Regions from separate parts of the Homo sapiens genome. Here region 2 is linked to region 1. Evidence: read pairs that join two places in POLR2A ChIA-PET (ENCODE). Cell type or tissue: Caco-2. All regions are shown on one strand. Each heading gives the region's core, and the rest is flanking DNA. Links, peaks and the distances in the headings are about the cores only. Region 1 overlaps CNTNAP1 (contactin associated protein 1). Region 2 has its middle 5.1 kb from the start of RAMP2-AS1.

The links. ChIA-PET counts read pairs that join two places held together with the same protein. Peaks named below come from ENCODE experiments on the same cell type or tissue, not always from the same donor. Only the 100,000 strongest peaks of a DNase experiment are listed, where the experiment ranks them.
Region 2: POLR2A ChIA-PET joins it to region 1 with 6 read pairs; 9 of 35 experiments call an interaction of 5 or more read pairs at or near these places.

What each region holds. Positions count from the first base shown.
Region 1 is chr17:42,687,766-42,690,673 of GRCh38, reverse strand. CNTNAP1 (contactin associated protein 1) reads right to left here. Exons shown (of 24, transcript NM_003632.3): 8 at 2,693-2,908; 9 at 2,063-2,212; 10 at 1,627-1,798; 11 at 1,047-1,153; 12 at 467-586. Among named protein-coding and RNA genes, the nearest start is that of CNTNAP1, 6.7 kb to the right of the region's middle. RefSeq lists an enhancer at 2,414-2,908. In Caco-2, for the core only: no CTCF peak of the experiment used is centred there; no DNase peak of the experiment used is centred there.
Region 2 is chr17:42,764,942-42,767,849 of GRCh38, reverse strand. No RefSeq gene overlaps it. Among named protein-coding and RNA genes, the nearest start is that of RAMP2-AS1, 5.1 kb to the right of the region's middle. In Caco-2, for the core only: no CTCF peak of the experiment used is centred there; a DNase peak (open chromatin) is centred at 1,541.

The DNA.
Region 1 (2,908 bases), core at 163-2,662:
CCTCCACCACCGCTGCTGCAACTCAGAGCCACTGAACGTGGCCAGCAGCTCCATTCCACCTCTGCCCTGGGCACTCTGCATTGTAGGCTGGAAATAAGATAGCTGGAATGGGTAAGGAAGCTGGGATATACTTTTTTTTTTTTTTTTTTTGAGATGAAGTCTCGCTCTGTTGCCCAGGCTGGAGTCCAATGGCGCTATCTCAGCTCACTGCAACCTCCACCTCCCAGGTTCAAGTGATTCTCCTGCCTCAACCTCCCGAGTAGCTTCCCAAAGTGCTGGGATTACAGGTGTGAGCCACCACGCCTGGCTTGGGATTTACTTTTAAGGCTAGGTTACAAATTCCTCAGTATGCCCTTCCCCTCTGTCCTCCTTTACCCTCACTTGTTTAGTCTAACTGGCCCCCACCCACCACTCTATCCTTCCTGGTTCTCCCCTCACCCCCTCACCACCCAACAGAGACACTTACCTCGGATATCACAGTACACTACAAATGGCTTCAGGGGGCCACTGCCATCAGGATCAATGGTGAAGTTTCCAGAAGTTTTCCCACTGAGCCGATAAGCCTCACAGGATTCCTTATACAAAGCTGGCAGATAATAGGTTGAGACAAAGGCAGTTAGAGAGTTAGAGGGCTGGCCAGGTGCGGCGGCTCGGGCCTGTAATCCCAGCACTTTGGGAGGCCGGGGTGGTGCATCACCCGAGGTCAGGAGTTCGAGACCAGCCTGGCCAACATGGTGAAACCCCATCTCTAATAAAAATATAAAAATTAGCTAGGCGTGGTGGTGTGCACCTGTAGTCCCAGCTACTTAGGAGGCTGAGGCAGGAGAATCGCTTGAACCCAGGAGGCAGAGGTTGCAGCGAGCCCAGATGGCACCACTGCACTCTAGCCTGGGCAACAGAGCAAGACTCTGTCTCAAAAAAACCAAAAACAAAAAGCGAGAGGGCTGGAAGGGCCATCCTCGCCATCTCTAGCAGCCTGATGATCCCCAGCAACCTTCTATTGACCTCCCTTGTCCCTGACTCCCCCCATACCACATCTGGCTTACGTGTGTGGCAGGTCTCTCCCTTGTAGCCCGTCAGTTCGCAGTAGCAAATGAAGTCATCCCAAGACTGGTAGCAGCGTCCATCATGCTCACACATGTTAGGGCTGCACCTAGGGAAGGGGTCAGGACCAAGGGAAGGAGCCTTACTGGGAGCTGGAGAGTGGGGTCTGATCCCTGCAAGCTTCACTCCCAGCTCCTTGAAGCCCCAGAACCCGGTGAGACACACCCCGCCTAGCCAGCCGGGTATAAGCGCAGATGCAGGGGCACTAGGCAGTCCTCAGGGCTCAAGTACTACTATTCCCCCTTCCTGAAAACATCAAAACATGCCTTATTCTACCCCTATCATCCCCCTAGCACAAAAAACCCCTCTAGGACCAAAAGCAAATGTGTCATTTCCATCCTGAGCATGTATCACCTTAAGGGAAGAAATAGGAGGTAAGAGATCAAAGAAGAATCATCCCCAAGCAGGGGACTAAGGAGCAGAGACAAGGAGAAGGGAGATTATTGAAAGAGGCCATTCCTACTGGGAGACCAGGGAAGAGGGCTTTGGAGGGGTCATCTCTTGTTAGGGGCTTCTGGGTACCTATCAGTGATGCCACATGTATCAAAGAGGACCTCAGCATAGAATCCAAGCCGCCGGCCCTCCACCAGAGTCAGGTTGACCAGTTGACCATCCACCTTGAGCAGCTCCATGCAGCCATGGAATGCCGTCTGGTTGGAGTGGCAGTCCCATCGACTGGCTGGCTTGGGACAACCTGGAGCAACCACCCCTGTGAGATCCTCCCCAGGGGAGACCCCAAAGACCCTCCCCCAGGGACATGCTGAGGGGGAGCCAGACATAAAGGAAGAAAGGGGACTACAACCAAAGTGTAGATGGCAATGACCTTCCACTCCCTGAGGCCCCAGAGGGGAAGAGGGCTTGATCCCTCCAAAATTCTCCATGTGGCCCCATCTGGGTGGACTTAGATGGAGCCTTCCCACCCAGAAACAGAGGTCTGGTCAGGTTGGCCCCCACTTACCCCCAAAGAAATATGAGGTCCCTGTCCGGATCAGCAACGGGTATGAGACCCTGACCTCTGCCCCTTCCACATCATCAATGCTGATAACTGCATGGTTTTCCTGTGCCACAAAATTCACCTCGTGCCAAAAGCCGTCATTCAGTCGGTACCCTGGACAAGAATGGATGATGGTGTGGGTGGAGGGAAGCAGCAACTAGGGTAGAAGAATGTTCTGAGTGGGGAAGCAGCAGCCCCACTGTGTCCCAGTAGCAGCCTGTGTGCCCCCGTGATTACACTTCTCACACCCAGTGGAGACCTCTCTGAATGTCTCTTCATTATCCATGACCCAGCAACTGCCACAGAGTCTGCACAGTTATAAACGAGTAACCAAATCTCCAGGGGCCTTCTGGAACTGGAGAATACCAGGACTCCCAGGCTTCCCCCTTCTCCAAGAATACTTAGTCCCTCAGATTCGCCTCCTCACTGCCTCTAGCCACTCCCACCTTTTCCCAGTACCCTGGGGCCTCCTGCCCTGCCCCCTTCACTCCTCTCCCCTCTCCAGAATGTAAAGGCCTCAGTCCAGGCCTACAACTTTCCTGGGATCCTCTACACTTCTCTTCTCTTCTTGTGCCTCCCCCGAAACGCCCTCACCAGCAGCGAACTGAAGCTTCTTTCGGCCGCTCTGCGCGATGGACACGTTGACCTGCCCTTCGCTGAGCGTCAGCTCCACGTGGCCCAGCCCGTCCCCCAGACGGGAGAAAAGGAGAAGCCCGGTGAGGTCCCAGGTGCGGAAGCGAAATGAGACTGCCAGGCGGCCACGGCGTGGGAAACCGGGCACTTGAACGAAGTTGTGAGGGCCTCCGAAGT
Region 2 (2,908 bases), core at 147-2,646, 77 kb before region 1:
CCTGGCCTCTCCCTCCTGTTTTATCCAAGTCCTGCTAATTTCCTCCCTAGGGGAGAGAGTAGAAAGGGAGGTGAATTAGGAAATTATTGCAATAATCTAGGCTTGAGAAAATGAGGACATGGAGCAAAGGAGTGTTGAATGGGGAAGTGGACAATATGCCCTAAAGATATTTTGAGTTTTCACCTGAAATAAAGGTTTGCTTTATTTCCATGAATGCATCTGTTTTCCCTAAAGATATATCTACTCCCTTCATGGCATGTATTTGCCTTCATGCATTTCATGAATATACATCAAGGGTCTGTTGGTATTTTTTTTATTTTTTTTAGAGACAGGGTTGCCAGTGGTGGAGTGCAGTGGCCCAATCATACCTCACCATAACCTTGAATCCCTGATCCTCCCCACTCAGCCTCCCAAGTAGCTGGAACTACAGACATGTGCCACTACATCCAGCTGAGTTCTTATTTGTTTGTTTGTTTGTTTGTTTGTTTTTGAGACAGAGTCTCACTCTGTTGCCCAGGCTGGAGTGCAGTGGCACGATCTTGGCTCATTGCAACCTCCGCCTCCCAGGTTCAAGTGATTCTCCTGCCTCAGCCTCCTGAGTAGCTGTGACTACAGGTGCATGCCACCATACCCAGCTTTTTTTTTTTTTTTTAGACGGGGTCTCACTCTGTCGCCAGGTTGGAGTGCAGTGGCGCAACTGCAACCTCTGCCTCCTGGGTTCAAGCGATTCTCCTGCCTCAGTCTCCTGAGTAGCTGGGACTACAGGCGCGTGCCACCACACCCGGCTAATTTTTTGTATTTTTAGTACAGATGGGGTTTCACTGTGTTAGCCAGGATGGTCTCAATCCCCTTACCTCGTGGATCCACCCACCTTGGCCTCCCAAAGTAGTGCTGGGATTACAGGCGTGAGCCACTGTGCCAGCTTTTTTTTTTTTTTTTTTTTTTTTTGAGACAGAGTTTCGCTCTGTTGCCCAGGCTGGAGTGTAATGTTGCGTTCTCAGCTCACTGCAGCCTCTGCCTCCCAGGTTCAAGCGATTCTCCTGCCTTAGCCTCCGGAGTAGCTGAGATTACAGGCATGCACCACAACGCCCAGCTAGTTTTTGTATTTTTAGTAGAGATAGGGTTTCACTATGTTGGCCAGGCTGTTCTCGAACCCCTGAGCTTAGGTGATCTGCCCATCTCAGCCTCCCGAAGTACTGGGACTACAGGCGTGAGCCACCGCATCTGGCCTAATTTTGTATTTTCAGTAGAGATGGAGTTTCGGGCTGGGCGCAGTGGCACACGCCTGTAATCCCAGCATTTTGAGAGGCCGAGGCAGGTGGATCACCTAAGCTCAGGAGTTCGAGACCAGCCTGGTCAACTCAACATGGTGAAATCTCCCGTCTCTACTCCAAATATAACAGTTAGCTGGGCATGGTGGCACATGCCTGTAGTGCTAGCTACTTGGGAGGCTGAGTCACAGGAATCGCTTGAACCAGGGAGGCAGAGGTTGCAGTGAGCCAAAATTGCACCACTGTACTTTGGCCTGAGCGACAGAGCAATGCTGTGTCTCAAAAAAAAAAAAAAAAAAAGAGATGGTGTTTCGCCATGTTGGTCTCAAATTCCTGACCTCAAGTGATCCACCCACCTCAACCTTCCAAAGTGCTGGGATTACAGGCATGAGCCACCTCGCCCTGCCTGTGTTTTTTTTTTTTTTTTGTAGAGACATGGTCTCACTATGCTACCCTGACTAGTCTTGAACTCCTGGCCTCAGGTGATCCTCCCACCTCAGTCTCCCAAAGCGCTGGGATTACAGGTATGAGCCACCACATCTGGCCTCTTCCTCCCGTTTTTAATCCTATCCTCTACTTTATAATTATTTTCCATTACCCCATTCAACACTCCTTTGCCCCATGTCCTCATTTTCTCAGGTCTGGATTATTGCAATAATTTCCTAATTCACCTCCCTTTCTACTCTCTCCCCTAGAAGAACGTACTCCAGCTATGGCCTAGTCATCTACCAACTCTGCAGTCACCCTCCTGTGATCACACCCCTTGTGATCTTCTCAGCCAGATGTGATCCCTTTTTCCCTCACACTCAGATAACATTTGGTTTGTATCCCTAGCATGATTCTCATTACACTTTTGTTTTGGTTTGTTAATTTGTACACGTCAACTTTCTCACTAGATGAAAGCCACTGAGGGCAGAAAACCAGACTCTATCTAACCTATCTTTCCAACATAATACACCACACAGTGTCTTTTTTGTTTTGTTTTGTTTTGTTTTTGAGATGGAGTCTCACTCTGTCACCCAGGCTGGAGTGCAGTGGCGTGATCTTGGCTCACCACAACGTCTGCCACCCAGGTTCAAGCAATTCTCCTGCCTCAGCCTCCCGAGTAGCTGGGATTACAGGCGCCTGTCACTGCAACTGGCTAAGTTTTGTATTTTTAGTAGAGATGGGGTTTCACTGTCTTGGTCAGGCTGGTCTTGAACTCCTGATCTTGTGATCTACCCGCCTCAGCCTCTCAAAGTGCTGGGATTACACTCCCAAAGTGCTGGGAGTGCGTGAGCCACTGTGCCCGGCACACACAGTGTTTTATACCAGCAGGTCCTTGATGTATATTAATAAAATGCATGAAGGCAAATACATGCTACAAAGGGAGTAGATATACCTTTAGGGAAGACAGATGCATTCATGGAAATTAAGGAAACCTGTATTTCAGGTGAAAACTCAAAATATATATACTTTTTTTTGAGACAGAATCTCGCTCTGTCACCCAGGCTGGAGTGCAATGGAGCGATCTTTGGCCCACTGCAACCTCTGCCTCCCAGGTTCAAGCAATTCTCCTATCTCAGCCTCCTAAGTAGTGGGACTACAAACACACACCCCAACGCCTGGCTAATTTTTGTATTTTTAATAGAGACGGG